Regions from separate parts of the Homo sapiens genome. Here regions 2 and 3 are each linked to region 1. The links are chromatin loops, found by intact Hi-C in ENCODE. Cell type or tissue: ascending aorta. All regions are shown on one strand. Each heading gives the region's core, and the rest is flanking DNA. Links, peaks and the distances in the headings are about the cores only.

Evidence for each region. A loop is a pair of places that touch in the nucleus more often than their neighbours do. Peaks named below come from ENCODE experiments on the same cell type or tissue, not always from the same donor. Only the 100,000 strongest peaks of a DNase experiment are listed, where the experiment ranks them.
Region 2: it touches region 1 in a loop (9-fold over the local background); 100 of 110 quality-filtered maps call a loop at or near these places.
Region 3: a loop joins it to region 1, with 5 times the contacts of the local background. A loop is called at or near these places in 69 of 110 quality-filtered maps.

The regions. Positions count from the first base shown.
Region 1 is chr4:38,030,691-38,041,524 of GRCh38, reverse strand. TBC1D1 (TBC1 domain family member 1) reads right to left here. Exons shown (of 22, transcript NM_001396959.1): 8 at 5,827-5,937. Among named protein-coding and RNA genes, the nearest start is that of PTTG2, 76 kb to the right of the region's middle. In ascending aorta, for the core only: a CTCF peak has its summit at 6,055 (motif pointing right); a DNase peak (open chromatin) is centred at 6,067; H3K27ac peaks cover 770 bases.
Region 2 is chr4:37,797,529-37,808,362 of GRCh38, reverse strand. No RefSeq gene overlaps it. Among named protein-coding and RNA genes, the nearest start is that of PGM2, 24 kb to the left of the region's middle. In ascending aorta, for the core only: CTCF peaks have their summits at 4,808 (motif pointing left) and 6,094 (motif pointing right); no DNase peak of the experiment used is centred there.
Region 3 is chr4:37,596,762-37,607,595 of GRCh38, reverse strand. It overlaps a transcript of RELL1 not described here. Among named protein-coding and RNA genes, the nearest start is that of RELL1, 84 kb to the left of the region's middle. RefSeq lists an enhancer at 76-715. In ascending aorta, for the core only: a CTCF peak has its summit at 4,416 (motif pointing left); DNase peaks (open chromatin) are centred at 4,395 and 5,917.

The DNA of each region.
Region 1 (10,834 bases), core at 3,720-8,719:
CTGCAGTGACCTCTCTTATATAGAGCTCCTTATAGACTCATGTGAAATGTTTGGCAAGGGAAATAATGAGGAATGTCCTCACTGGGTCACAGGGACTGTGCCCCTTCAGACTACACCAGATATTATCAAGTTTCTCTTCCCTGAATGGTACAAATTCATGTTCCCAGTATCAGTATAGGAAAGTTCACCTTTATACGGTATTGTCACTTTTTAAAAATTTCTGCCAATCTAATGGGCATAAAATGTTCCTTGAATATGTCCTCCCCTCATTCTACTGCTGTTAGGTATTATTTTATTCAGTCATCTGCTGTTCGAAGACCTTATGTCTTCTTTGAATAATGAAATCCTAATTCACTAATGAATGCTACACATTTTTCAAAGCATAAAAGAGAAAGAATGGATTCTCATAAAAGCGACATTCAGCTTTGTCCAATTATCCATAATTGGACTCTCTATGAGAATGAGAATATGCATCAAAAGAATGGCTACTACCTTAGAAATTCCTTTGAGAAGGGGAACTATCATTTACCTTTGTGTTTCACACTATAGAGCGTACCCTGGACATGTAATATTGGCTTGTTCAAAATGAGTGAATGAGCAATGATCCCCAGGCAGGTCCACGGGAAATACACGCCTAAGGTAACAGACTCACTCAGCAAATAGTGACCAAGTGCCTGCTAAATGCTACGCGCCACAGGGAGGTGCACAGAATCTGTTGCAACCGGTTCTGTGCAATCACTGACCAAGTGTAAGTGCCTGTCCAGGCTCGAGGCAGCCTCCAGAGTGAAGGGAATTGCCCACAAAGGGCTCCCAGGGGCCTGCCTTCAACTCAACACCAGTTACAATGTTAAGAAAATGCAGAATTGCTTTCAAACTCATAATAAAGCTTTCATAAAAGTGAAGCAAGCTGAATTGTTTTGATATATAAAGAAAATATGAGCCAGGCGCAGTGGCTCACGCCTGTAATCCCAGCACTTTAGGAGGCCAAGGCAGGCGGATCACGAGGACAAGAGACGGAGAACATCCCATCCAACACAGTGAAACCCCGTCTCTACTAAATATACAAAAATTAGCTGGGCGTGGTGGCGCACGCCTATAGTCCCAGCTACTCAGGAGGCTGAGGCAGGAGAATCGCTTGAACCCGGGAGGCGGAGGTTGCAGTGAGCCAAGATTGTGCCGCTGCACTCTAGCCTGGCGACAGAGCGAGACTCTGTCTCCAACAAAAAAGAAAGAAAGAAAGAAAGAAAATATTAGCTAAAAGACTAAAGCAAGCAGCATCAGTTAGTAGATCCTAAGAGACAGAAGTGCATTTGTATGCATGTGTTTTTAAAGCAGGTCTGAAGAATCTCTGTGTACTTAATTCAATGTTTCTTCTGCTCTCCCCTACTATCAAAAAAGAGTCTTTTCCACGTCTATTGCCATAATTAAAATAAAATGTTTAAAAAATTGCATTTAAAAAATAATTCACATTTAGAAATGACTTGTTTCTTATTTATCTTAAAACAAGTATCTAGAAGTTTCTCCTTGGAAGATGACACTGGTTCTTAGACAATAATTTCTTTAAAAAAAAAAAACAGAGATGGGGGTCTCGCTATATTGACCAAGCTGGTCTCAAACTCCTGGCCTCAAACAATCCTCCCATCTCAGCCTCCCAAAGTGCTAGGATTACAGGCGTGAGCCACCGTGCCTGGCCCTCACAGACAATAATTTCTAATTTGGAGGCTCCACAGTGAATTCTATTGCAGTCATTATATTGCACATCCTTCAACAGATGGGGTAAACTCTAAGCATGAAAGTTTGGATTCAAGTATTCAAGCTTTAAATCCTGATGCTATACTGAAATTCTCAGTTCAGAACTCACCATCCCAGGCTGGCACAATGTATCTACCAGCAGCCTTATTCATAATCAAGCAGCTCAGAAGGAGAATGGAGAAAGAAACTCTTGACATTAATACCACAGAACAAAAAGGAACAAACTACTGATACAAGCAACTGATACATGCAACAACAAACTACTAATACATGCAACAATGTAGCATAACGTTTCTGATGAGTCTCAGAAACGTTATGCTAAGTGGAAGGAGCCAGAACTCAAAGAGTATGATGCCGGCCAGGCGCGGTGGCTCACACCTGTAATCCCAGCACTTTGGAAGGCCGAGGTGGGCAGATCACAAGGTCAGGAGATCGAGACCATCACGGCTAACACGGTGAAACCCCGTCTCTACTAAAAATATAAACAATTAGCTGGGAGTGGTGGCAGGCACCTGTAGTCCCAGCTACTCAGGAGGCTGAGGCAGGAGAATGGCGTGAACTTGGGAGGCGGGGCTTGCAGTGAGCCAAGATAGCGCCACTGCACTCCAGCCTGGGTGACAGAGTGAGACTCTGTCTCAAAAAAAAAAAAAAAAAAAAAAAAAAAAAAAGAGTATGATGCCATTTATAAGAAATTCCAGAACAGGCAAAACTAATCTAAGGTGAAAAAAATCAAAACAGTGGTTACCTGGGGGAAGGGGTAGTGAGGACTGACTAGAAGACGAATATAGGGCTACTTTCTGGTAGGATGAAATTTTTTTTTTTTTCCCGAGAGGGAGTCTCTCTCTGTCGCCCAGGCTGGAGTGCAGTGGTGCGACCTCGGCTCACTGCAACCTCCGCTTCCCGGGTTCATGCCATTCTCCTGCCTCAGCCTCCCTAGTAGCTGGGACTACAGGCACCCGCCACCACACCTGACTAATTTTTGTATTTTTAGTGGAGACGAGCTTTCACTGTGTTAGCCAGGATGGTCTCAATCTCCTGACCTCATGATCCGCCCACCTCAGCCTCCCAAAGTACTGGGATTACAGGCGTGAGCCACTGCGCCCGGCAGGATGAAAATATTCTATATCTTGATAGGGGTTTGAGCTACCTGAATGTAGCAGCAGTGGTCAAAACTCAACAAATGGTACACTTAAGATTTGCATAACCTACCATATGTAAATTTAATCTCCCCAAAATTGGAAGCAAACACTAAATTCTAGTTAATGATATACATGCTAAAGTGTTTAGGGATGAAGGGTACTGATATCACCTAATTTGAAAGGCATGCAAAAATAAGGTGGACTAATAGATAAATATATGATAAAGCAAATTAACAAAGTCTTTAAAACTGTAAAATCTGGATGGTGGGTATATGAGTGCTCATGGTATAATTCTTTCAACTTTTCTATATGTTTGAAATTTTTCATAATAAAATGTCACAAAAAAAGAAAGAAAATCTTATCTACTAGAAAACAGACCCAAGAAAATCAGTAAGTAGTTATATAGCATTAAATTTTGTTAAGCTCCTTAAAAAAACACACAATAATTAAGATAAAGTACTTAGACATCAGACAAAGTGGCTCCACTACTCACTAGTAACTGCTTGACTGCTCTTCCCCATTTCCTCATCTATAAAATGGGTATTTTACCACCTACCTCAAAAAACTTGTAGAATGAATGGAGTCATTTATGTAAGGAATGAGAACTCTATCTGGCACTTGGCAAACATTCAGTAAGTGGCAGCTGATTTCATACTAATTTTTGTACCACCTCTGTGAATACAGGTGGAAACGACAAGTCCATTGACTAAAACGTGACAGCCTCTAACTTAATGTATAAGTCTTGCCCAAACTGAACCCTGTTCTATAAGATCAAAAGACTCATTCAGGGTTTTTTCTATTTCACAACTCCTCTGACAGTTCTCCAGCACTATTCTTTTGGTCTTTGAAAAGCGCATATGGCCTCCCTGCCGACCCTGACACGCACAGCACTGAGAGAAGCGCTCACTGTCCTCTGTCCGCTTCTGAAGTCCTGTGGCCAGAGAAGTTCTTTGTCAAAGCCATGATCCTACCACGGTCTATGTCACATCTTCCCACATTTTCAAAAGCTTTAGAAATTTTTAGGTGCAACAAGAAGGTAATGAAATCCACGTGGCTAAACTGATAGCAGAAAACATGAAAAGGATCTATCAGTGAATCTCAAGGCTGTGCCTAATGGGTCTATAAAGCAGCTGCTGCTCTGAAAAACCCACTCCTCAGAGCCCATGAGAGTGTCCAGCCTGGAGTACACCAACCTCATCAGGGGATTAGGGCAGCTTCTTTATAGACGAAGACATGAGCCGTCTGGTTCATGATGTTTAGAAACCCCTAGTAAAAGTGTTACACAGATGCCAGTTCTGCTTGTAAGGCTCAGTCACTTCTACATTGAACTCTTATGTTTTTTTGGGTAAAAAAAAAACATTAAACACATTTCTCCATTGGATGATCTATGCCCAAATCATAAAAATATTATGCTGGTCCATAAAAATGAGTCTGCAGTTAGGTCAAAACTTTCCATTCACCATAAATGCTCAAAATGTTTAGTAAAAGAAGACTTTCCATCCACCGTAAATGCTTCATTCCCCTTTCTAGCAGTTATAAATTACTTCAAAATTATCAATTTCCTGTTGGAACAAGTCAGACTGACTCAGATAAAAGAAAATCAGAACAGGGAAAAAGCTATCAGTGGCACAAGAGGGGAAAAAGGGAGTGGAAAAGAGAAAAGAAATAGGCTGAAAAATGAACTCCAGAATTAACTGAAAACTTAGACCAACTGGTCCATCCAAAAATGAACAGGAGAGACACAGAACTTGAATGCTATCTTAAGGGTACAGGTTGGGAAGGGAGGAATGGCTACAAACCAAGACCACAAGTCAAAACCCCAAAAAACACAGGTCATATACTCATGTTAGAGTCACTGCTAAAGGACCTCATGGCTGGCCAATGAGATTAGAAACCGTGGCTGACACTGTACACCAGCCCAAGTGTTCAGGGAAGGCACGTGACTGCCAAAGCCACCTAGAAGGTAGAAACCTTATGTGGAGATTTGCTAAGTGTACACCCCATGAAAACTGCACACTTGGTTTAGGGTCCAGACGCAAAGGCTGCCGTAGGACAGGGCACACCACTGAGCACACAAGTGTCTTTGGAACACGTACGTGGGGAGTGTTCAAAAAGAAAAAGGGAACATACTTTTGGGAAACTGAGAAACTTGTACATCCTTCACTGATTTTTCTCTAGATTTCTGGCCAACAGGTAACTTTAGCAAATATAAAATGTGTATGTTTTGAAGCTATTAATGGTTCATTATGAATGGACTCACATGGAGTCCAAAAGACAAAGGAAATGGTCTGTGGTACCATGTAACATAGGGACTCCCAAACCTGAAGATCTTCCAAGGGAGAGATCTGCAGAGAGCCCCAGCTTCTGCCTTGAGACCCCACAAAGAGAAAAGCTAAATAAGGCTGTAGACAGTGGAGGAGGGGAGGGAGACTCTGTATTTCCACCATGCAAAATGGAATTAATCCAAGTTCTAACCTGAATAGCACATAAGTCAGGCTTGCCAACATTGTATCTGATTTGTGACCTAGCATTTATATCACAAAGGACGTTCAGGTACTTTTTGTAATTCCAAAGGCAGCCATGCAATGTCCTTCCAGGTTTACAAAGAAGAAAGGCGAGGTGACAAACCAGCTCCCTGCAAGCCAAGCAGCTCATCTTGGTGGCATCCACTCTTACACTCAATTCTTGCTGCTCTAAGCCAGTCCTCTTATTAGAGCAACTGTTCTGCCTCCACTATGGTGCAGGCAGAAACTTTTCTTATCTTCTCAAGCATACATAGTCTAACACTCCCAAATTTCCCCTCTATGTGCAACAAAGGAAAATAAAACATAGGGAGAAAAAAAGGTATCAGAGTTTCAGAAAATCCTCAAAACGTTGTTTATACAGAGACTTGGCAGAGACTTGGCAACAATTACAAGAGACAAAAATGCCATACCTGCTTCATCTCCCCAATATGGATGTGTTCTTTCTGTTTCTCTTCATATAAACATCTCAGAAAAGAAATAATCAATTCATTCTCTCGCTGCTCATTTCTCGGTCTCAATTTCTTTAAAACAAAAATCAGAAACAGGATTTATTTTTAATCGTCAACAATATTGCTAAGCCGTCTTTTTAAATGCTAACAGCTTCCATCCACTAAACTAGTGCTTTTACTCAATCATCTCACCAGGGGGCACCAATGATCCTAAAAGTAGAGAGAATTTTTAAAAAGGAACAGTGGAGCCAGTGGGCCAGATTTAGCTTTTCATCTCTGATGTCCTCCCATCTAAAAATGAATCTTTAATATCAGATAGAGACACAGTCAAAATGTTTAACAAATAAATAGTTTTTAAAACAAGAGGAAAAACACAAAATCCATATAAATACCCAAAGGTCAGGGGCCATGATGACCAAACATTGACAAACTCTTAGGGAACGGGCAAGGAAAACAGCAACGGGATTCAGTGTCATAATTTCCTATGTCGAATGTGTTCACCGTGAAGCACTCTGTGGAATCCCCATGGGGCACCCCCTTCCATACAAAACTTCATGGCATGTACATTTCTTTCTTCTTTCTTTAAAAAAAAAATTCTCTCTATGCCTTTTAACTTTTAGACAGGGTCGTGGCACAGCACACTGGACCAGAAGTCAGGACATGTAGGTTCCGGCTGCTGCCGAGAAGTGTGAAGCCAAGCCCCTTAATTCTAGCTTCCCTGTCTGCTGAAGTGAGGATGGTGCACAGAGGAAACTCTATGGTCTCCTCCTGCTCCCAAATGCTTTGGATTTGAAATGCCAGAGTGAATTTTTTTAAAGTCCACCTAATTTAATGTATGATTTTATCATATATGAAGAAAGTAAAATGAATTGTTTTGGGATACACAAAGTTTTTAGTCTATAAATTTTGAAAATACATCTTTTTTTATGTTGACAAGTATCCATTGCCTGTTCCTCCCCTCTCCCTACTCCAAATTTCCAGACTGTTCTTTAAAACAAATTCAGTGACATAAATGGATCAACTACACAAGGATCTGAATCTGGGTCAACACCACTCTTGGTCACTTCTTCCCCAGCTAACTAAGGAAGCAACTTTACCCTGCACATAATAAGCATTCAAAGCAAAGGTAACACTAACCCAGACTTTCTGACAGTCCTTTCTTAAAGAAACCCAGTCCTTTCTTAACGAAAAAGATTAAAGGTAAGTTGTTCTTGTTACTTAAGGAAAGGATAGTTAATGATTAGAAGGGTTTGTTTTCATTGAGGCCTTCCTGTTCTTTCAAATTTCGGACTGAAATATTAAATATTTTGGAGGCTACAGCAGACACTCTCAACCTGGACTCCAGGCTGTGAACCCCAATATTACAAAATTTTACAAGTTATATGCAAAAAGTGGATTTCTCTGGAGAAAGTGGGCATTAGATTCTCAAAAAGGAAAGTGGCAGTAATGCCACAATCCCAACTTAACACTGCTAGATCAAAGGGTTATGGGTACACTGAGCCCAAATGTCCACAAAACAACAAGAACTCCCATTTATGGTTGGCGGGGATGCAAAACAGTACAGCCACTTTGGAAAACAGGCCAGCAGTTTCTTGTAAAACTAAACACATTCTTACCACATAACCCAGCAATTGCACTCCTTGGTGTTTACCCAAATGAGCTGAAAACAGCATCTTTATTCACAATTATCAAAACTTGGAAGCAACTAAGATGTGCATCGATCGGCAAATGGGTAAAGAAACTGTAGTGCATCTATAAAACTGAGTATTATTCAGCAATGAGAAATAAGCTATCAAGCCATAAAGAGACATGGAAGAACCTTAAGTGCATATTGCTAAGCAAAAGAAGCCAGTCTGAAAAGGCTACTGTGTGATTCCAACTACATGACATGCTGGAAAAGGCAAAACTATGGAGAGAGCAAAAAGATCAAGGATTAGGGAGGAGGTGGGAGAACAGGCAGAACACGGGGATTTTTAGGGCAGTGAAACTATTCTGTATGATACCGTAATGATGGGCACATGACATTAAGCATCTGTCACAACCCACAGAATACAGAACACCAACAGTGAACCCAAATGTAAACCATGAACTTTAGTTAATATCAATGTACAAATATTGGCTCATCAATTATAATGAAGAAACCCTCAGTAATGCAAGATATGTTAAAAATCGGAGAAACTGTGGGGTGGGGGACAGTGAAAGCTAATACGGGAACTCTGTACTTTTCACCCAATTTTCCTGTAAACCTAAAACTGCTCTAAAAAAAATTAAGTCTATTAAAAAAAAAATGATCCAGGGAAACAGACAGGAATTATGAGGCCTCTGAGCAGGTACAGGCGCCTGATGGTTGGCCCACTCTTTCTTCTCCTGTGTCTTTAATTAAACCTTCTGGCTATCTCCACAAGAAAATGTATATTGTGCTTGGAGAAATTCTTCATCATCATCTATTTCAAAATATTTTAAAGGGCTAATCATATAGTAAGAGGAGGAGTATTAATATATTTTTCCCCTCAAAATACACTTTTAAAAGAAGGAAATTAGACCAACTGGGAACAGTATACTACCACAGTTGTTTTTCATTAAAAACTGATTAAGAATCAGAGACTGCGTCATGGAGCTTGTTAAACATCATACAGAAGTCACTAAAGCAGAGAAATAAACGTCGATGGTGTTATACACAATCAAGAAACAAATCTTTCCTTAATGTAATTCTGAAATACAATTAGTGAGGTGTCACCTCCCTAAAATCTCCCATGCAACTTCACCATCCTCGATAGTAGCAAATCATTAATTCTTTCTTTCTTTTTTTTTTTTTTTTTGAGATGGAGTCTTGCTCTTTCACCCAGGCTGGAGCTGGAGTGCAGTGGCACAATCTGGGCTCACTGCAAGCTCCACCTCCCAGGTTCACGCCATTCTCCTGCCTCAGCCTCCCAAATAGTTGGGACTACAGGCACCCGCCATCACACCCAGCTAATTTTTTTGTATTTTTAGTAGAGACAGGGTTTCACCGTGTTAGCCAGGATGGTCTTGATCTCCTGACCTCGTGATCCACCCACCTCTGCCTCCCAAAGTGCTGGGATTACAGGCGTGAGCCACTGCTCTGGGCCAAATCATTATTTCTTAAAGGTGATTTAACTTTATGAACATTCATTAGTCAGAGAGATAAGTCTTAGGAAAATAATGGGGAATCGAATTGGGTAACATCACTGTGCCATCAAAAATTACTTGCTTGTTCAAAATTAAACTATGATGTCAGAAGTCAGGATGATGGTTACCTGGAGGCAGACACAAAACAGGACTATGAGGCAATGGAAATGCCCCATTTCTTTCTTTTTTTGGGGGAGACAGCATCTCGCTCTATCCCCCAGGCTGGAGTGCAGTGGCACAATCCTGGCTCACTGCAACCTCTGCTTCCCAAGTTCAAGCGATTCTCATGCCTTAGCCTCCCGAGTAGCTGAGACTACAGGTGCGCACCACCATGCCTGGCTAATTTTTGTATTTGCCATAGAGACAGGGTTTCGCCATGTTGGCCAGGCTAGTCTTGAACTCCTGACCTCGGGTGATCCGCCCGCCTTGGCCTCCCAAAGTGCTGGAATTACAGGCATGAGCCACCGCGCCTGGCCAGAAATGCTCCATTTCTTAATCTTGGCACTGGCTGCACAGTTGTATATACCTTATAAAAATTCACTGAATTATACATCATTGATTTGTTTGCTTTTCTATATGCATGTCATACTTCAATTTATAAAAGAATATTACAAAATAATTAATCGCCTGTTAAAAGTAACAAAACTAAATTAGTTACATGTTTCTTAACCTATAAGAGGCTTATAAATTGTCATAAACGCAATTCAGATATAAACTGCCAGCTGGGCAAGGTGGCATGTACCTGCAGTCCCAGCTACTTGGGAAGCTGAGGTAGGACGATTGCTTGAGCCCATGAGTTCGCAACTGAAATGTGCTCTGATCACACCCTAGAATAACCACTGTGCTCCAGCCTGGGTAACAGAGTGAGCCCCTTTCTCTTAAAAAAAATTAATAAATAAATAAATCAATTTCCAACACTGATTGATGCATCCCAGAATGTTGAGAAAGCCCATGGTCTCCTAAGGGAACTACTTAAAAAGACAACACTCACTTGGACACTACAGTCTAACATCTTAAAACTCACTTGGACACTACAGTCTAACATCTTAAAACTTAAAGTTTTCAGTCTAACATCTTAAAACTACAGTCTAACATCATTTTAAAACCATGCAAAATCCAACTAAGCTGATATATATTCTTCAGAAAGTAAAAAGAGTCTCTTCTGACCATTAACCTTTAACTTGTGAAGTCATGTTACTTAATGAATTATCAATGTCTACTGAGTATAAATCTACTTGATTTATCTAGTCAGTATTTAATTAAGTCATTCCCTGAAACACACTCATATAGATTAGGAGAATTAGACTTGGAGATATTTTATTTACTAGCTCCACATTGGCTTCACAGCAATTCTTATCCTGAGATGATCAGTTTGGATTTAGTATATTCACCCAGTAACAGAGCATCATGGGGTCATCCTAACACATGCCCAGCTAGATATGTTTGAAAATGAAACATTTCAAAAACGCTCATAAATAAAAATATGGCTTTGCAGTGTGGTATGCCCACATGCCCATCTGGCATTAAGTTCTCAGAGTGCTCAAAATTAGCTTGTTTACAGTAGAGATAACCTCCAGCATCGTTTACACAGTTATTAGTGATTTCTTTATAGCTGTTAGAGTTCCATTTTTTGATTTAATATTCATTTACATGATCCTTAAATAAGGTATGTTTTAATAACTAAGTAATCACGTACCATTAATTTCAACGGTAATTACATTTCCCTTATGAAAATTTGCATGTAGAGGACTTTTTCCGAAACAAATTCCCCTCCAGGAAAGACTGAACAAAGGAAAATATTTACCATTCTATTTTATAAGGA
Region 2 (10,834 bases), core at 3,512-8,511, 230 kb after region 1:
TTCAAAGCCTAGAACAGAACACATAGTAGATACTAAATTAATTGTTGGCATACTTGCTGTATGAAGACTCATCAGTTATCATGAGAGTGGCCTGGAAAATAAGCTCTGGATTAAGCTTTAGGGCTCATTTTAGGTCTCAGGAGCAGGGGATTGCAGGACAAATTCACAAGCACGTGGAAGTTGCACCAGTTACACTCAATTCACTTGGTACCATCCTGGTTTTGTAGGGCCCATGGATGGGCTCAGCCAGATGAAATCCCTCTATATGGAGGAGCTGGGTACCCCAGGGCTTGGCCTTGATCAAATATCGTGAGAGGATATTGTCTAGACAACATCAACATTCCAGGACCCTGTCTACTGACGAGCTTGAACTCAGGAAAGTTATCCAACATTAGCCAACATACAGTCATAATTATTATTAATAGTTTATTGCAGGTACAGAAACAGTGTTGGAAATTTCCACCACAACTCCTAGGTACACAGAAGAGTAGTTTCTTTATTTCTATAGCTGATGTGTTTTTTCTGCATATACCACGAAAACATTGAGAATGCTCATACACTGGTGATGGGAATATATGTGGGTAGAGTCACTTTGGAAAACAAGGGAAATAAAAAATGTTCAGGGCTGGGCATGGTGGCTCACACCTGTAATCTCAGCACTTTGGAAGGCTGAGGTGGGAGCATCATTTGAGCCCAGAAATGTGAGACCAGCCCAGGCAACATGGTGAAACCCTTTGTATTAGTCTGTTCTCAAGCTGTTGATAAAGACATACCCAAGACTAGGTAATTTATAAAGGAAAAGAGGTTTAATGGACTCACAGTTCCACGTGGTTGGGGAAGCCTCACAATCATGGCGGAAGACAAAAGGCACGTCTTACATGGTGGCATGAGTCAAGTGAAAGGGGAAATCACTAATAAAATCATCAGATCTCATGAGACTTATTCACTACCATGAGAAGAGCATGGGGAAAATGCCCCCGTGATTCAATTATCTCCCACTGGGTAACTTCCACAACACATAGGAATTATGGAAGCTACAATTCAAGATGAGATTTGGGTGAGGACACAGCCAAACCACATCGCCCTGTCTCTACAAAAACAAAACAAAACAACCCCCCAAAAAACGAAAAAACAAAAATTAGCTGGGTATGGTGGCATGTCCCTGTGGTCCCAGTTACTCAGGAGGTGGAGGTAGGAGAATCACTTAAGCCCGGGAGGTTGAGGCTGCAGTGAGCAAGATGGCGCCACTGCACTCCAGCATGGGTGACAGAGTGAGACACTGTCTCAAAAGAAAAAAGAAAGAAAGCACGTACTTCATGTTTTGCTATTTCCATCTTAGGTATTTATTTATTTGTTTTTACCTTATAGCTTGCATATTTATTGAACAAATACTACTAAAATAGCTAAAATACACTGGGTACTTGTCATGAGTGCATTAGTAAAGCTCACGTTGTTACAAAAGCCCGCATTTTCCACAGTACACAACTGCAACTCTACATAAATGCCACAGGTGCGGAATACTGTTTTTTTTTCTCTATTTGCACAGCTGATGTACCTATTCTAACAAAGGAAAGAGAGGAGGAATGCACAAGAAACTCAGGCCAATGGGGAAGCAAGAAGAGAACGAAGATGTGCAGTGCATGGGTCATCAGTGTGTTGACGAAGAGTCAAACTTGGCTGAGCGAGGTGATTCACACCTGTAATCCCAGCACTTTGGGAGGCCAAGGCAGGTGGATCATCTGAGGTCAGGAGTTCGAGACCAGCCTGGCCAACATGGTGAAACCTCGTCTCTACTAAAAATACAAAAATTAGCCAGGTGTGGTGGTGCACACCTGTAGTCCCAGCTACTCGGGAGGCTGAGGCAGGAGAATCACTTGAAGGCAGAGGTTGCAGTGAGCCGAGATCACACCATTGCACTCCAGCCTGGGCAACAGAGTAAGACTCTGTCTCAAAAAAAGAAAAGAAAAGAAAAGAGTCAAACTCTAAAATCTTTGAAGAGATTTATTCTGCACATAAGAATAAATCTTCAGGAGATCCTGAGAACATGTGCCCAAGGTGGTTGGAGCGCAGCTTGATTTTACACATTTCAGGAACACATGAGACATCAATCAAACACATTTAACATATACACTGGTCCGGTCCAGAAAGGTGGGAAAACTTGAAACGTGCAGGAAGGCGAGGGCTTCCAGGTTGTAGGTAGATTTAAAAAGTTTCTGATTGGTAATTGGTTGAAAGAGGTTGTGGAGACCAAAGTTTAGTGTGCAGATGAAGCCTACAGGTAGCAGGATTCAGAGAGAATGGATCGTAAATGTTTCTTTTCAGACTTAAGGTCTGTGTTGATGTTAAAGCTGGAGGGATACAATGAGGCCTGTTTATCCTCCACTTCCCATCACGGCCTGAACCAGTCTTTCAGGATAAATTTTAGAGTGCCCTGGCAGGAAGTCCATTCAGATGGTTGGGGGGCGGGTGGGGCTTAGAATTTTATTTTTGGTTTACAGATATTTAACAGTCAGAAGCAGAACAATTCCAAACAAGGCCTGCTCTGTCAAAGGAAGAGCTAAAAGATGGCTATATAAAAATTAGGATGGGGTTTCAGACTGGCTAACACAACATTCCATGAATAGATGGTATTTTATTTTTGTTTATCCCATTTCAGTGGAAGCAAGGACAAAAATGTAAAATCTATGCCTTGCTTATCAAAACTGCCAATAAAAAAGAGTGTTCTACCTTTCAAAAATTATTCTTATTTTGTAAAGACATTTTTTCTTAATTTTTGGAAAAGGCGTAATTTTCATATTCCTACTCAGATGCCAGTGTTTTGGATTTTTTTTTTCAGAGGGAATTTATTTAAAAAGAGTTTGCCTCCCCACCGCCCCACCAAATTCCCTTTGAAACAATAAGGATCCAAAAAGACACCTCAAAATCCCTTTAAAATTATTCTTTCTCTTTCTCTAAACAGGCAGGCGAGGTAATGGAAAAGAAGAAATTTGGTAAGTAAATTACAGTTTTGTGATTGCTCTTGCTACTGTCACCGCACGTCTATGAGTGTCAGTCACGCTACTGTGACTGTATGTCTTTAAGTGCCAGCTGGTGAGACACTAGTCTCTCACACACTACGGCAGCATTCACTCAACCTACACCATTGAGGAAGAAAACTGCACTGAAGACACAAGGAAAACAAATCAATCCAGTCTAGAGAACAACATTCAGGGAAACAGAGTACCAACACCTTCTTAGAAGATGGAAAGAAAAAATTAAAAATTAAAAATTCCCTCCATCTCCTTGTTTGAAAATGGTTCTTGACTGACCCAGACAGAGAGTTCTGGGTAATAAACCATTTTGAGAATCCTAGTGTTTGGTTTCTATTCTCCCTCTCTTCAGTCCAGGGAGACCAATAGACAAAAGACCCCCTCCCTGTTCACTCACTCTCCCCTCTACACCTGAAACACAAATGTCCATCTTAGGGCATTTTTAACCTACAGCAGGGATCTGCAAACATTTTCTGTAAAAGCTGAGATAGTGTTATAAAAGTTTTGGGCTTCCGGAGATCTGTGCCATAGACAACATGTAAGTGACTAGGTGTGTTTGTGTTCAATGGAACTTCATTTGTGGATACTGAAATTTAGATTTCATATAATTTTCACATGTCACAAAACACTCTTCTCTTCCTTTTTCTTTTTTTACACCCGTTTAAAATGTAAAAGTTACTCTTAGCTGTGGGCCATACCAAAACAGGCAGTGGGCTGGGTTCGTCCTGTGGGAGTCATGCTTTGCCCATCTCTGTCTTAAAGGAACTGTTGTGTATATGTGCTGCCAGGCTCATGCATAACAGTTCACAGCAGTGTTACCTGTAACAGCAACAAAACAAAAAGTCTACCATGGAAGCATAGGTAATAAGTAAAAATTTCTGATATAGTCATAGAATGGAACACTGCACAGTGCCAAAAATGCATGTACCAGTATCAGTGTGATACATGTATCAGTATGATTGGATCTGAATCACTTAATATTGATCAAAAAAGGAAGTCACAGAAGAATTCATACAGCCTGATACAGTTATAGTAAGGTTAAAGAAGGCAAAATTAAACAATATATGGCTAATAAAACTATAAAGAGGCCAGAGGCGGCCTGTAATCCCAGCACTTTGGGAAGCCTGTAATCCCTGCACCTGTAATCCCCGCACTTTGGGAGGCTCAGGCAGGCAGATAGATTTAGGTCAGGAGTTTGAGACCAGCCTGGCCAACATGGCGAAACCCTGTTTCTACTAAAAATACAAAAATTAGCCAGGCGAGGTGGCTCACACCTGTAATCCCAGCTACTCTGGAGGCTAAAGCACGAAAATTGCTTGAACCCAGGAGGCAGAGGCTGCAGTGAGCTGAGATCACACCAGTGAACTCCAGCTATCTCAAAACAAACAAACAAACAAACAAACAAACAAACAAACCCCAGAGCTATAAAGAAAGGCAAGGGAATTGTAAAGACAAAATTCAGAAAAGTGATTCCCTTAAGGATGAGAGACGAAGGTACACTGGGAGAAGCATATGGGAACCTCCAAGTTACTGGAATGTTTCTATTTCCTAAATTTAATCCTGGGCATACAGGAGTCATTTTTCTTCTCATGCTTGAAGCTGTATTATTTATATAAATAATATACGCTTATATATGTATATTTGACTAAAAATTTAACTTAATTTGGAACAGCGTTGCTACTGAAAATGAAGTTGATATAGTGCTTTTATCCCACAGGTTTGTTTACATATTAGGGGTTTAGCAAATAGATTTTGGTGTTAAAGGAAAGGGTGCCCTCTTCAGGCAATATGTCTCATATTGCTAAAGATTTTGACTAGAAAAATGTGGACTTAAAAAATACTAAAAACTCATAGAATCACACCACGAAGAGGCATTTTGTTTGGTGTTCTGTGTCTATTCTTACTCAGTACAAAGTATTTTATTTTTAGAAAACTCCAGGTAAGGATTTTTAAATTTCCATTTCATAATGTGACTTAGTTTAGTTTTTTTTAAATCTCTATTTCCTTTTTATCTTAATATCTATTTCTTTTCAACATATGGGATACCTTAGGCTCCTTTCTTGGAAGATTTAAGGTACAACTACAGAAATGCTTGTCATGGGATACCTCTTTTGGCCTGTATTAACAGCAGTGATGGGAAAGCATTCCAGAATTCGATTTCTTTTCAAAAAGGAAAAACCTACTAAGATCTAAGATTTAATGGGGACTACCATGTTTAGCCTGAATATTTAACACATGCTTTCATTTAATGTGTATATTACACAATATTCTATGAAAATAATGTAAGCAAAAATTACAATTTAGTCAATAATTGCTAAAAAAGAAAAGTTGAAGTTATAGCATTAGTAGTTTGGAATTAATAAATATATATTTTTTGACCAGGCATTACAATCTACTTAAATAAAACGTATTCCTTGTTAACTAAGAGGGCACTTGTTTATTATTACTATTATTTTTTAACCTTAAGTCAAACATAATATTTATTCACCCATATCATCTTATAGTACCATTGTATTTCAAATAATCTGTTAAATCAGTTTTTTTGTATTACATGTTAGTTTAAAATAATTGTTAAATAGTTTAGTTAATCTATTATTTTCATTTTTTTATGACCATTTTAAACTTAATTCACATAAAGAATTTTATTGGCCCTAAAATTATGCTTTGGAAACATATTTTTAATAAAATCAAAATGGGTTCTACTTCTTTTTGAAATTTGTACTCTTCCTATTTTTATTACTTATGGAAGAATGAAAAGTGGACAGTGGAAATTAGAATCCTAGGATATTAAAACTGAAAGAGACTTTAGAGATCATCTTGTCTGTTGCCCTTTTTTGACAGCTGAGTTAATCGAGTTCTAAAGTGGTCACTTGATTTGTCCCAGGTCACACAATTTTAGTAATTGGGATGGCTCTTTTAATCAGTTTCAAACGAAGTTAGTAGATGATTGGTTTTTGTTTTAATGGAGTAGGTTCTTCAGTGGGAGCTTGGTTGGCATGCCTTGCTTTTTATCACCAGGTAGCTGGGAGGCAGTGTGGTGCAGTGGAAAAATGCTTCCTTCTGAGTCAGGGAAACAGAGCTGGGACCTGCTTCCTGCCACTTGGTGGCAGCCCTTGGGCAAATTACTAGGGACAGGAATGGGAATAATAATACATATCCTAACGAGTCAGCATGGGCCTTCAAAGAGATGCACAGTGCTTGGCCTACAGTACATCTTCGGTTACTGGTAGCTGCCATTATTATTAGCTGTATATTTTTATTAGTAGTGCTATATTTTATTATTAGCTGTGTATTTCTATACATTATTAGTATATATTAGCAGCATTTTTTTTGCTTATTTTTTATCTGAAATCCATGTCCCTAATTTCTAGTTACTTGCCTTAATTCTCCATTATTTTCCCACATCTCTTGCAGAGTGACTTGTACTGTATTTAATTCCTTGGTGCCTCAGTTTCCTCATTTGTAATAGAAGAGAGGAGTTGAACAAAATAATTTTTAAATCCCTTTAGGCCTAACTTTCCATGTGCTGACCAGTGGGATTTTTGGAGCCAAAAATCCCTGCTTCTCAAAGGAAAGCTTTCAGGCCTATATTAGTTGCCTCCAGTGATTAATTCCTTTGACTGCACAATGAAAAATATTGGATCAAAAAATCATTGTCAGGAGTTTTAAAAAGTGCTGGTAGTGGGGGTGGGGGATAAATCACTGTTTGATAAATATTGTCAAGCAAACAGATAACAGCATGGAGAAAAATTAAATTTGATCCATATTTCATATGGTATTTTGAAGTGAATTTCAGATAGGTCAAACAGTTAAATATTTCATGGCAACTGTTAATGAAAAAAAATCTTTTGAAAACATCATACCAAATGTAATTCAGCTGTGGAGGAGAAATAAGTATTTTAAACTTTTTTCTTTCTTTTTTTTTTTCAGACGGGGTCTCGCTCTGGTGCCCAGACTGGAGTTCCATAGCACTATCATGGATCACTGCAGCCTCGGCCTCCCAGACTCAAGTGATCCTCCCACCTCAGCTTCCCTAGTAGCTGGGACTACAGGTGGGCACCACCATACTCAGCTAATTTTTGTATTTTTTGTAGAGAGAGTTCTTTCTATGTTGCCCAGGCTTGTCTCAAATGCCTAGACTCAAGCCATCCTCCTGCTTTAGCCTTCCAAAGTGCTGGGATTATAGGTGTGAGCCACTGTGCCCAGCCTATTTGAAGTTTTAAGAAGTACAGGCTATGACCAGAGATGCAATGCATATGATCAAATATGTCAAGTCAAACTAAAATTTCCATACACGTGCTGTATTAAAATAAATATTGAAAGAAGTAAACAAGGTAGAGGAAATACACTAAACATCTGATAAAAACCTCATTATTCAAACATAATGAGCACATGCATGTAAGAATTACAGGTAGAATACATTTAGTAGATGATTACAGGTGATCCAAAACAACAGATAGTATATTATCTCATAGAAAAAGAGTCTATGAGCCAATAGAATAAAAGGAATATAAAACAGGAAACAAAATTAATAGCAATAATAATGTCCAGTGTAGCCAGGGCTACACCATCACCATCGGAAAAGAAAATATGCTTTTCCACTGCAGAAGGGTTACGTCTTTCTGGAGAATAAATTCGCATTATGCAGCTGGCTCTCTAAAAATTCTTTATGCCCTTTAACCCAATAATTCTATTTTGGAAATATATCCTAAAGGAATTAACTAAAAAGAAATGACACCAGTTATAGCTGCTCCATTTATAGGACAAAATAAAAAAAACAGAAAGGGAGAGTTTATTCCAACAAAAAGATGAAACGTGTGTCATACGTTCATGCACACACACACACACACACACACACACACAGTACACACATATTAACATACTCTCTAAGCAGAAAAAGTGTATGTGGTCTATGTAAATACTTGGTAGTTTTTTAGGGAAAATAACCTTAAGGTGAAAAAGAGAAGCACAAGATACTAGTTACATAATGAGTGTAGCTGCAACGATTTCATACAGTGATTGTTTATTCAGTCAAGTTTGTATCTCATGGTCTCTAGTTTGCCTGTGAATCAGAGACAAGCTATTTGTTGTTATGTTGTTTGCTGCAAGTTCTTGGGAATGAGGAGGGCAAGAGATGATGGAAGTGAGGCTTGAGAAGAATGTCTAAGAATTGAAGTGGCTCTTTGGGGGAATGGGATGAGGAGCTAAGGATTCCTGGAAGGATTGTGCCTGAGGTTATAGAGCCTGAACTTCTCAGTTGGTTCCAATCTGAAGAATGTGATTTTTTTTCCCCAGCAATGATCCAAAGTCAGGATGTGGGAACAAAGAAGGGGACACAGTCAAAAAACAAAGGCTGAAGTTTGCAGACAGGTGAAAAGAACGACAAAGGAGGGAGTGAGTTGAAGTATTGGTAGATGTGTCAGGCATTGGTTGAAGCAATAGAAATGACCCATTAATGTAAGCAGATAATGAATAGCTCATAGATCAAAGGGAAGTTTGAAGAATGAGACTTAAAAAACAGGTAGGAACCAAGAGGGATCAGACAGCCATGATTGGCATGAGCAGCCAGAACACCCTGCTGGAATGACTGTTGGAGCTGCCCAGGGGCCCCACTGGATCTGCCTTGTGTGGATGCTGGTGCTGTGAATACTTTCTAAACTCTCCAGTTGTTTCTGGTGGTCAAGAGTTGAGACCTCAGGTGGGAGCATCTAATTGGCTAAGCCTTGGTCATCTGTTCAATCTCTTCTTCCAGGAAGAAGAAGGAAGTATCTGTCCCCTTCAGCTCCCATACTAGTTGTGAATCTCCACCTCCCAACAGAATCTCATTACAGAAATTCTCCATAATTAGAAAAGGTATAATGAGGTGTGTCTGTTTCATCATGGCTGGGAAACCAGTTTCTCTGGAGTTTCCTTGGCCAAGAGGGGTACATTCAGTTGGTTGGGGTACTTAGAATTTTGTTTTTAATTTACAAGCCAAAATGAGGCTCTAAAGGAAGACTTGGGGCAATGAGGAAGAGAGTCCCTCTTTCTCTCTCTCCCTCCCTCTTTGGTAGTTGGGTCTCCTTTGTGGCTTCACCCCCTGCCCAATAGCCCGTCCCTCCTTCTGGGCATCTCCCACTAGAAAAGCCCCAGCTTTGGGACTCTGATGACACCACTTCATCCTAGTGACCTTCAATTCCTGGGGATGGTGCTGGCCTCCTGTATCTCTAATCTCTGGGTAGTCTTGCAGTTCCCTATTTGGCTTCTCAGTCCTTGTATAAATTCCTTTTATTAAATTTTCATTGTTTGAAAGACCTAGAGTGTTATCTGTTCTCCTGACTGACATGATATTGACAGCAAAAACTAAATATTGTGGAATCCACTTGATCTTCATCTCATTCTCTGGTCATCAGGTTGAGACAGAGCCTCCTGTCACCTGAGAACAATTGGGGAGTTATAATTGGAAGCAGTGTGAGTCTTGCTGTCTATCAAATCCTTTCTCTTTCCTTTTAGACACTCAGCTAGACTTGATTTCCCAATCATACAATGGATTCCTGTCTAATGGAATAAGGGTAGAATTTATGTCTGGAATTTCCACCCCTGAATCATAAAAATCTTCTTTCTCTCTCTCTTCTTTCTGCTGGCTGGACTTTAGCACTCAGGACAACATGGGAGGTACATGTTGAAGAGGTCAGAGCCTCTGTCTACCTGGGTCTTGAACTGTTGAGCTAGAGTGGACTCTTCCCACATGAACCACTACCAACTGGACTTGATATGAGTGAGAGATAAATGTTATGGTAAATCGCTGACATTTGGGGGTTTATCTGTTAATGCATCCTATGTTACCTTAGCTAACACATGATATGAGAATTTTTTTTTATTAGGGAGCATAGTGGTTAATAATGGAGATAGATGGGATTACAATCCCAGCTCTGCCACTTACTAGCTTTATGACTTTGAGCAAGTCACTAAATTCTCTCTAAGCCTCAGTTTCTTCTGCTATAAAATGGGAATAATACTATTATTCTGTGGTGGCATTGTAAGAAATTAGTAGACACACTTCTATACATAATATCTATATGCATAATTCCATACATAATTATCATATTAATACTATAGGTTTAGTTGAGAACTCAGTAACTGTTAGACATTTTTGTTACTACTCAACTAGGAGGTAGATTAGGTCTACTTTCACTGTATGCTATTTTAAGTAGGTAGTGTCTCATAACTGTAAGGTGCGTTAGTGTAAGTTAAGCAAAGTACTATTTTTAGATAAATGGAACATCATTATATAGTCAATCACATGGCCATTGAACTTTCTTCCTGGGGTTGTCATCAGATTTTTCCACTGCCATTGCTGGAAGATAACGTGATTGATTTCATGTTCTTAGAGAAACTTCAGCATGCAATTGAAAGGGTGAATAGGGACAGGACTTTATAGACCACAGCCTCACCTGACCCCCCCCCCCCCAGTTAGGACTGATTAATCCTTTCTTGCCCTCATTGTACACTTGACACTATAGGATATTTGCTTATTGCCCAGCTAACCTTGTTATGTCATCATACAGGAAATAAATGAAAGAAAGCTTAATGGAGGGGCCATGTAGAGGTCAAGGAGAACCAAGAGTGATAAAGCACTTCCAGGCTACACTGTGGGGGGCCACTGTCAGCCCTGGGCCTGGAAAAGCCAGGAACAGAAGAGCTGGTTGTAGTTCTGGAAGCAGGCTGCTTCTCAGCAGTTGTGGCTTTAGGGAAGTGCAGCCATTGTTAAGCCTTAGCAGGCATGAAGGAAGCCAGGGCAATGCTTCACTTTCCTCTTCTGCCGC
Region 3 (10,834 bases), core at 2,483-7,482, 430 kb after region 1:
AAAAAAAAAAAAAAAAGAAAAGAAAGAAAAGTGCTGATGGACCTTCTCGACTTGCAGGGTTGCCACACACGTACGGTTCATTAAAAAACAAAACAAAAACAAACAAGAAAACCCTACAATATCTGCAAAGCACACTACAGCAAAGTGCAATAAAATGAGGTATGCCTGTTACTGCTTTTTAAATTTGAAGATAATTTTGGACTTGTAGAAGAGTTGCAAAAGCAGTACAGAGTTCATGTAAACCCTTCCCTCCATTTCCCCGTATGTTACCATCTTAACTATAAAAAAGTGATCACAACTAAAAAACTAACAGTGGTACAGTACCATTCATTAAACCACAACGTTCTTTGGATTGCATCCATTGTCTCACTAATGTCCCCCTGCTGTTCCAGGATCACCCACTGCATTTAGTTGTTGGATCCTGTCCCCTCTGATCTGTGGTTGCCCTTTAGTCTTTTCTTGTGTTTCGTGATCTTGACACTCGAATGTACTGATCAGTTCTTTTGTAGACTCTCCCTCAACCTAGGTGTTTCAGCTGATTCTTGTGATTAGACGGAGGTTTTGCATAAGGGAAGGGACACCATACAGGTGATGTGCCCTTCCCATTGAATCATGTCAGGAACGTGATGGTACATATTACCCGTGATGTCAATCTTCATCATTGCCCAAGGTGGTGTCTGCCAGGTTTCATTTTGGTAAAGTTACTATTTTCCCTTTGTAATTAATGAATATTAGATGGGAGATACTTAGAGATTAGGCCAATATCTTATTTCTGCTTAAACTTTCACACATTAATTTTACCATCTGTATGAGTTTTCTAGGGCTACCATAACAAATTACCAAAACCTGGGTGCCCCAGAACACAGAAGTGTATTCTTTCACAGTCTAAAAAGCCAGACCCTGAAGTCAAGGTGTCTGCAGGGTTGATTCCTTCTGATATCTCTGGGGTATAATCTGGCCCATGCCTCCCTCCCAGCTTCTGATGGTTGCTGGCAATTCTGGCATTCTGTGTCTTCTTTCCTGTGTGAGGGAGTCCTCTGCTCTTACAAGGACACCAGGCATTGGGTTTAGGGTCCACCCTAATCCAGTATGACTTTATCTTAACTTGATTACATTTGCAGAGAACCCATTTCCTGATAAGGTCATATCCACAGGTCTCAGAAGGTAGGACTTCAACATCAACAGGTCTTGTGGGGGATATCATTCAACCCACCACACCAACCATTGGTGGATCCTGGCTGCAGTGGCTATGTCTGTGGTAGGAGCCCTTTCAGGTTGGTGCCCATGTCCCTTGATGTGGTTCCATCCTTTACTTTTCTCCTTCCTCCACCTATTACACACTCTTTCTTTCTTTCTCTTGTCTTCTTTCCTTTTTCTTTCTTTCCTTCTTTCTTTCTTCTTTCTCTTTCTTTCTTCTTTCTCCTTTTTTTCTTTCTTTTCTTTCTCTCTCTCCCTTCCTTCCTTCTCCTCCTCCTTCTCCTCCTCCTCCTTCTTCTTGCCTTCCATCCTTCCCCTTTCTTGCATCTTTTTCCTTCCTTCCCTTTCTTCTTTTTCTTTCTTTCTCCTTCCTTCTCTTTCTCTTCCTCCTTTCTTCTACCCTCTCTTCCTTCTTCCCTTCCTTCCTCCCTCCCTCTCTCCTTCCCTTCCTCTTTCTCTCCTTCTCTCTCTCCCTCCCTCCCTTCCTTCCTCTTTCTTCCTTTCTTTCTCTTTCTTTCCTTCTTTCCTTTCTCTTTCTTTTCTTTTCTTTTCCTTCTTTCTTTCTTTCTTTCTTTCTTTCTTTCTTTCTTTCTTTCTTTCTTTCTCTTTCTTTCTCTCTCTCTCTCTCTCTCTTTCTTTATTCTTTTTCTTTCTTTCTTGACAAAGTCTCACTCTGTCGCCCAGGCCAGAGTGCAGTGGTACAATCTCGACTCGCTGCAACGTTTGCCTCCCAGGCTCAAGTGGTTCTTCTGCCTCAGCCTCCTGAGTAGCTGGGATTACAAGCATACGCCACCACACCTGGCTACATTTTGTATTTTTAGTAGAGACAGGGTTTCACCATGTTGGCCAGGCTGGTTTTGAACTCCTGGCCTCAAGTGATCCACCTACCTCAGCCTTCCAAAGTGCTAGGATTACAGGTCCTTTCTTTTTTGAAAGCCCTTTATTACTTTCTGGCACCACAAGATTCTCCAGGTTCATCTTGTCTTGTATTTTCCTTGCCCCAGCCCTGAAATCAACCACTAACCCAAGGAGCCCTGGTTCCTTTTATTGGACAATGATGTTTAGAAATAAAGAGGACTAGGTGTCCTCATTGATGCTGGGATGTCACAGCTACTAGGCCCCCTGTACACACATATATACATACACACACACCAACCCATGCGGATACACACATCTTTATGTATTTTTTGTATCTATCTGTAAAACAAAAGCATGTGCCCACACTGCTACTTCTGACTCCAGGCTTGCTCCATAGTACTCGTTCTAAGCTTCCTGCTTTCCTTATTTGTAACTTTCTTCTCCAACAGTGAGGAAACCTGGCTCTTATTATCTATGATATTTTTACATGTTTATTCAACACTAGCATACATATTAAGTAGTTTGAAAATATATTACTGTGAGAAACACACTTTCCAACTGAAGTACTGTGTGTATGTGTGTGTCTCTGTGTGTGTATGTGTGTGTCTGTGTGTGTGTGTCTGTGTGTGTGTGTGTGTGTCTGTGTGTGTGTCTGTGTGTATGTGTGTGTGTGTCTGTGTGTGTGTGTCTGTGTGTGTGTCTGTGTGTATGTGTGTGTCTGTGTGTGTGTCTGTGTGTGTGTCTGTGTGTGTGTCTGTGTGTGTCTGTGTGTGTGTGTGGTTCTTGTTTTTAGCCTTACAGTATTCTGTCAAAACTGTATTTGCCAAAGTTTCTTAAGTCAGCTCCTTTGTTCCCCACCCGCTTCTGCATGGTAATGTGACTCATTTGTAACACAGAGTCATTTGTCACCATCTGCATTCCATCTCTCCTTCATATCCTGGTTGAGATTTTTAAAATGTATAGACAGCAAACTTCACTCTGTGTGGTACCTCATAGGATTCTGATTTGGAGTGTGCGTGTGTGTGTGCGCGTGTGTATGTCCTTGAAAACAAGATGATCAATAACAGCTTATGCTGAGGAAGTGGAAAGGTTGATTTGGTCATTTGTGACCAAGTCACAACATGAGAACCAGAAACTCAGAATGTGTGCACTAGGATGGATGTTAGAATTCCTCCAATCCCGATTTATAGTTGAAAGGGGTCACTTGGGGACGACGGGCTTAGTTTTTGGTTAATTGGCCTTTTTGATATCCCCTCTAGTACATGTGTAATGTAGAATGGGGACGTTTGGTCACTAACTGGCTTTCATGTCTTTCTTGGCTCATTAGGGGAGTAGTGGGCAGCTGGCAATGTGGCACATATGACCCTTCTGTTCCCCATGGTGACGGACGCTAGCCTCACAACGCTGGCCCTGAACAATTGGTTCAGCAAGCTCCCCACCCTGGCAGTTCCAGCACTTTGGGAGGCCAAGGTGGGCAGATTGCTTGAGCTCAGGAGTTTGAGACCAGCCTGGGCAACGTGAAAAAACCCTGACTCTTTGAAAAATACAAAAGAAAGTAGCCGAGCATGATGGCCCGTGCCTGCAGTCCCAGCTACTTGGGAGGCTCAGATGGGAGGATTGCTTAAGCCTGCGAGGTCAAGGCTCTGGCGAGCCATAATTGTGCCATTGCATTCAAGCCTAGGTGACAGAGTGAGACTCTGTCTCAAACAAACAAACAAACAACAACAACAAAAAAAAGCAACCAGCACTGCCTGTTTTCCCTCTGCACATTCCCTCCCTTTCCTCACACCAGGAAAGAAGACTACACAGCAGGAAATATAGTCTCCACCAGCCCCCTGGGTGAATTTGCCAGGGGGCCTGCCCATGGTCTTGAATGCTCCTGCACTTCTTTTTCAAATCTGTCTTCACATCCAGGCTTCCTCCACCCCAAAAGGCGGGGAACCCTTCCTTCTGTCTCACTGAGGACAGTAGAGTTGGGGGCTTGGAAATGGCGTCGCGCGATTTAGTGCATAGTATCACTGAGGGCGTGTTGTGTGGTCAAAGAGGACTATGTTTTGTATCTGAGGTTTGACTTGCCAGTTCTTAGATCCTCCGACCCTTTAGTCTGGGTGGGGCATGTTGGTTCTACCCAAGGATTCCCTCCTCTCCTCATCTTCCCAGAACCATGCTGCAGGACTGTTCTCAGATCTCCCCAGGGTACCCTCACTGTAGCTCTAAACACCTAAAGGACAGCTGGGACTTCTTTGTCTTGGGCATTTTGTGGCGTGGCCAGGGGGTGGTGTGGCTGCCCACGCGGTTCAGCTGGTGTCCAGCTCTGCAGGTCCTCCCACAGAGCTGGCCCTTCGCTCCCTCTGCTGGCCGAATCGGAGAACTGCACGGCCGTTGGGGGGTTGGTGCTGTATCTTCCTTCAAGCCCTGGTGTTGCAGAAAGTACTCGTGATTTTTTGCTGAATGAATAAATAAACAAAAGCCCACCTTTAAAAACGAAAGACTACCATTAGCTATTTTGTGAGAGTAAAGGTTCAAGTCTAGTTTTTTTCTAACTGATTTTCTGGCACTGCCAGTTTGTCTTTATTGTTTTTCTCATCGGACGCTCCATTTTCTCACCTGGGAGCTTGTGTCACTGCAGGTGTTACCTGGATACTGGTGAGAATGATTCGGTTCCGCTTTGGAGGGAACCCCGCGCGCTGAATGCTGTCATGGAAGTGGTGTGGTCTCAGAGAAGTAGGCACGACCTTTGCTGTTGCGTTTGAGCCCCACACTCACCACTGTGTGACATTGAGAAAGGTATCTTATCTTTCTGAGCCTCAATGCCATCTGTAAAATGACCTGTCTCACAGGAGTTTTAAGGATCAGAAAAATGCCTGCAAATCCTCTGTCTTCTCATCCACCCCTACCGAGGGCGCGACTGCTGTAAGCGGCATGTTTGGTAACTTGGTGAAGGGTCTACATGCGTCCATCCCCCACGGCTGATCAGAGTGGCTGTGACTGGTCCAGCACACACAACTTTGTCTGAGTCGAGTTGAGCCGGCCAGTTGCTTGCTGTGGAACTGAGCCACAGAGTTCCATAGCCTCATGGGGAAGCCCATGAGGGTTCCCATGGCTAAAGGTACAGCATTAGCCGCCAGAGCAATAAACCATTTTCTCCAGCAAATGGGCTGGAAAAAATGGTTTATTGCTCTGGTGGCTAAAGCTGTGGGCTAGGGGCTGGTGAAGACCATATTTCCTGCTGTGTAGTCTTCTTTCCTGGTGTGATGAAAGGGAGGGAATGTGCGGAGGGAAGACAGGCAGTGCTGGTTGCTTTTTTTTTTTTTTTTTTGGTTTGAGACAGAGTCTCACTCTGTCACCTAGGCTTGAATGCAGTGGCACAATCATGGCTCACCAGAGCCTCGACCTCCCAGGCTCAAGCAATCCTCCCACCTGAGCCTCCCAAGTAGCTGGGACTGCAGGCACAGGCCATCATGCTCAGCTACTTTATTTTGTATTTTTCAAAGAGACAGGTTTTTTTCACGTTGCCCAGGCTGGTCTCGAACTCCTGAGCTCAAACGATCTGCCCACCTCAGCCTCCCAAAGTGCTGGAACTACAGGCATGAGCCACTGTGCCCAGCCTGGTTGCTTTCAAGCCCCAGATTCAGTTGTCCCCAAGGCCTAGTTGCCCTTCTGAACTTCACGAACATTTCAAGGAAATTCTTTTGTTATCTAGTTTGGGTTTCTGTCATTTGCAACCAACCAACCAAACCAACAAAAAGAACTCATGACTAATGCAGTTATTTGCAGAAACGTAGCTATAGGAGGAGTTATAGAGCCACATGGAAAGTGAAGCTCTGGCATCCAGCCCTGCAGCTGAGACTTCCTAGAGCTGCCTTCACTCCATCGCCAGAAGGCCTGGCCATGGTGCGGTTTCTGTTGTGAAATGCTTTTGCAAACCCTTTTCCTTTTATTGCTTCAGGAGAATTTCCTTTCACCATCTTTCCTGGATTGGCACAGGGCTCATTCTTACAGCTCCCGATAAGAGCACAGATTTGGCATTCAGATGCCTTTGCTGTCTGTGACCTTAAACTCTTTGGACCCCGTCTTCTAACTACAGAATGAAGATAATATGTGCCTTTTAGGGTGGTTGTGAGGATCATATGAGCTCAGATGTGTAATGCACTTAGTACAGGCCAGGCACAGTCAGTGCTCACTCAGTGGTCTCTCAGATGAAACAGAACAATCTATTGGCCACAGAGATGCCAAGTTCCAACCCTCTGTAGTGGAATAAATGATGGGGATTTTGCCTTTTGAGAGTTAGTTTTTGATGTTTCTGCCACAGCCATATTGTTTATAACATTCGAAGGTGGGCTGGGGGCGGAACCAGGTACAAGATGTAACTGCAAAGCCTATGGGGCCTGAGGTTCTCCTGATGGCAGGTCAACTGCCTTATTGGAAAGAATGACTTTCTTGCCTTGACTGATGTTGAATGAACCCAGATCTACCAGCTAAGGAGCATGGTCTCTTCCTCTGTTTGTTCAGGCTGAAATTTTATCTTAACCCTTTTATGACAAGATGTGCATGTAGCATAGGCATCTCAGTGAGTTTAAAAGTAACTCAATTTATTTTCATTCCTAAGTTAATCTAGCTGAGAAATCATAGACAAAATACTCTTGAAATCATAACATTATACCCAAATTGAAAAAATATATGGGTTTACTTATTACAGATGAATATTAGTGTTGACCAAATCAAACAAAAACTACACACACACACACACACACACACACGCACAAATCCATACTAAATAAAACCCAAGCCAGACACAACCTCTCCAAAATAACCAATCAACCCTCCCAAATCTTCCATGGTTTCTGTTTTGTATTAAAAATGCATTTTATTTTATAAAATCTTATTTGGGGCATGAGGAAAGATAAAAGAAAGGTCAATTTTAATGCTATAAATATTCACTTCAAATGCAATGTGACTTAAAGTTCAAAGGATAAATTCCCGTGTGTTCTACAATTGTTAAATGATGAAGATAATGAGAATAAAAATACACTAAAATTGAAGTGCCCCCAAGATGCATTTTTGCCTTTAGACGATTATTAATGATGTAGGTAGAACAGAACTTACCCAGTTTAGAAATTAGTATTATTAGAAGTGATTCATACAGCTTTGGTGGGTAGCAACAAAGATCTAGTTATTTAAAAAAGCATTGAGTGTTACTCATAGAAGTGGGCCAGTGACCTTCGCTGGATAATAAAAGTACATCTAACTTTTTTTTTTTTTTTTTTTTTTGAGATGGAGTCTCGCTCTGTCACCCAGGCTGGAGTGCAGTGGCGCAATCTTGGCTCACTGCAACCTCCGCCCCCTGGATTAAAGCAATTCTCCTGCCTCAGCCTCCAGAGTAGCTGGGATTACAGGTGTGCACCACCACGCCTGGCTAATTTTTATATTTTTAGTAGAGACAGGGTTTTGCCACGTTGGCCAGGCTGGTCTTGAATTCCTGACATCAAGTGATGCGCCTGCCTCGGCCTCCCGGAGTGCTGGGTTTACAGGCGTGAGCCACTGTACTCGGACAAAATTACATCTAACATTTATTGTTTACTTTGTGCTGGGTACGTGCTAAGCACTTTTTATCTCATTTAAATCTCATTATGGCCGAGAGAGGGGCCTAGCCATCACCTCCACTATACAGATGATGAAACTGAGGAAAGGAATCTTAAGCTATGTAGGGGTGGTTCATGGGTGGGGACATATGGCCCCTGGATCTGCCTCAACCTTTGTAGGGAAAGGAAATTCATGGTCTTACGATTGCCGCAAAAATACCATTGACAGTAGACAGTCTCAGAGATTTTACAGATAAAGCTGAAGCTGTCCTCACAGGGTTAACAAGAATTCTGGATTAAGCATTAATCAGGCTGTACTTTGGCCCACTTCCTTGTCACCAAAAGTCCTGTAGTAGCACTAGATCCTGGCCATGTGCATCCCCATTGTTCCTATAGATAGGATTTCTGACATTAGAATCATAAAGCTTTTGTTAGAATTGCTTAAGGTGTTTTCCCCCAAATTCCAGTGAAACAGCTGACAGCCAACCCACCCAGACAAATGGGATCAGCATGAGAATACAGTTTCTTCATCACCCTGTCCCATGACTTCACCCTGTACTCTTCGACCAATCAACTATCACCACACTTAGGCTTACTCCAAACCCTTTAAAATGCCTAGCCCCAAACTCCTCAGGGAGACAGATTTGAGGTTTCCTTCCATCTCCTCGTTCAGCGGCCCTCCCATTAAACCTCTTGCTCTGCGGCAACCCCGTGTCTCAGCTATTGACTTGCGGCACGTTGGGCAGCAGACCTATTATGGTTACAAGGCCTTGACTAACTTTTCTATTCTTTATTACAATCTTCCTTAGAACCAGAACAAAACCCCCTTTTAATCCCAATTGACAATACATACAATTTTACATATACAAAATTGGGTTGTCTCACATTTTGATTCAGCCCTTATCTTTGTCTAATGGCAACATGGATGTTGCCACAGAGAGGCATATTATGTCACCTTTAAAAGCACAGGTTTGGGCCAGGCGCGGTGGCTCACGCCTGTAATCCTAGCACTTTGGGAGGGTGAGGTGGGTGGATTGCCTGAGCTCAGGAGTTCGAGACCAGCCTGGGCAACACGGTGAAACCTTGTCTCTACTAAAATACAAAAAACTAGCTGGGCATGGTGGTGCACGCTTGTAATCCCAGCTACTCGGGAGGCTGAGACAGGAGAATCGCTTGAAGCTGGGAGGCAGAGGTTATAGTGAGCTGAGATCACACCACTGCACTCCAGCCTGGGTGACAGAGCGAGACTCCATCTCAAAAAAAAAAGCACCGGTTTGTTGTTCAGTCTGGGTTCAGTTGAGATTCTGCCACTGTCTGGTTGTGTGATTCTGGATGAGTTATTTAGCTGTTTGAGCCTCCATTTTCCCATGTGTGAAATGGGGACAATCATACCTATAGCTCATGGCGTCACGGTAGACTTCAGTGAGATGATTCACGTGCAGTACTTAGAACAAGGCTGACTGCATTTGGTGCTTAACACATAGCAGTACTGAAAATGTTAAGCTATAGTCATACCTATAAAAATACTAAAAACAACAACAAAATACCAAAACCCATAACTTGTTGGCTCCCAGAAATTAATTACTGAATACAATTTCTACGTTAATATTTGGCAAATTATTTTGAAGTAATGTCTTTGCAGATTTTTTCTCTATATATTTTCTTCCTATAAACTTTTTTTTTTTTTTTTTTTTTTTTTTTTTTTTGAGACAGAGTTGCACTTTGTTTCCCAGAACAGAACATTCAAGGAAATTCTTTTGTTATCTAGTTTGGGTTTCTGTCATTTGCAGCCAACCAACAAAACCAACAAAAAGAACTCATGACTAATGCAGTTATTTGCAGAAAAGTAGCTATAGGAGGAGTTATATATATATATATATTATGATATATATATATTACATATCATTTTATATATATGTGTATATATATATGTAGGCTGGAGTGCACCAGCACGATCTCAGCTCACTGCAACCTCTGCCTCCTGGGTTCAAGCAATTCTCCTGCCTCAGCCTCCCAAGTAGCTGGGATTACAGGCGAGCACCACCAGCCCTGGCTAATTTTTTTATTTTTAGTAGAGACAGGGTTTCGCCATTTTGGCCCGGCTGGTCTTGAACTCCTGACCTCAAGTGATCCGCCTGCCTCGGCCTCCCAAAGTGCTGGGATTACAGGCATGAGCCACGGCACCCAGCCCCTGTAAATTTTAATTTAAAAACCACAACAGTCCTTGATGGTTTGTCACCCGGCTTATGGCTGATGCCATGAAAACCTTGGACCTTAGATCTTGTGTCTTCAGAAATTGGTAATTTAAAGCTTTTGTTTCCTTTCTAAGCATCAACATCTAAGACAGAGAGAGCAGCACGTCGGCTGATGAGTAGAGGCTATGGACCTTCTGTGGCCTGTGAACTCTTCCTGATTTATGTAAATTCTGAGGTTTACCTTTCTCCATAGCTTTAGGAATATTTTGGAGAATGGAAAAGAATGAGTTGGACCTAGAAATGGATTTTTTTGTGTGGGATTTTAAGTTGGTAACTTATGTCAAGAGAAATTGCATTGTTGTGCTTTCAAAGTAGCCAGATTCTGACTAAACAAGTATTCTAATTAGCCTGTTCCTCAAAGGCCTCACTCATTTTAGTTTGGAATGTGTAGTTTTGATTAGGGAGATAAGTAAAATTCTTTGTCTGCCTTTTGGTCTCTAGGTCATATTTTCCCTTAGTTCTGTATTAACTATTCCAAAATGCTTAAAGGCAGTAAATACAGAAGTCTCCTAGGAACAAGGCTCAGAGGGCAGCACAGGTGAGGAGGAAGAGTTGCAGGTCAGTGGTGTTGACTGGATTTGCAAGTGGGCTTATATTATAAGTGCGTGGTCCACACTCATGTGTATGCTCTATGTGCTTTCAAAAATATTGGCCCGGGCTGGGCGCGGTGACTCACGCCTGTAATCCCAGCACTTTGGGAGGTCAAGGTGGGCAGATCACCTGAGGTGGGGAGTTCGAGACCAGCCTGACCAACATGGCAAAACCCTGTCTCCAGTAAAAATACAGAATTAGCTGGGCGTGGTGGCGCGTGCCTGTAATTCCAGCTACGTGGGAGGCTGAGGCAGGAGAATCGCTTGAACCCAGGAGGCAGAGGTTGCAGTGAGCCAAGATCGTGCCATTGCACTCCAGCCTGGGCAACAAGAATGAATCTCCATCTCAAAA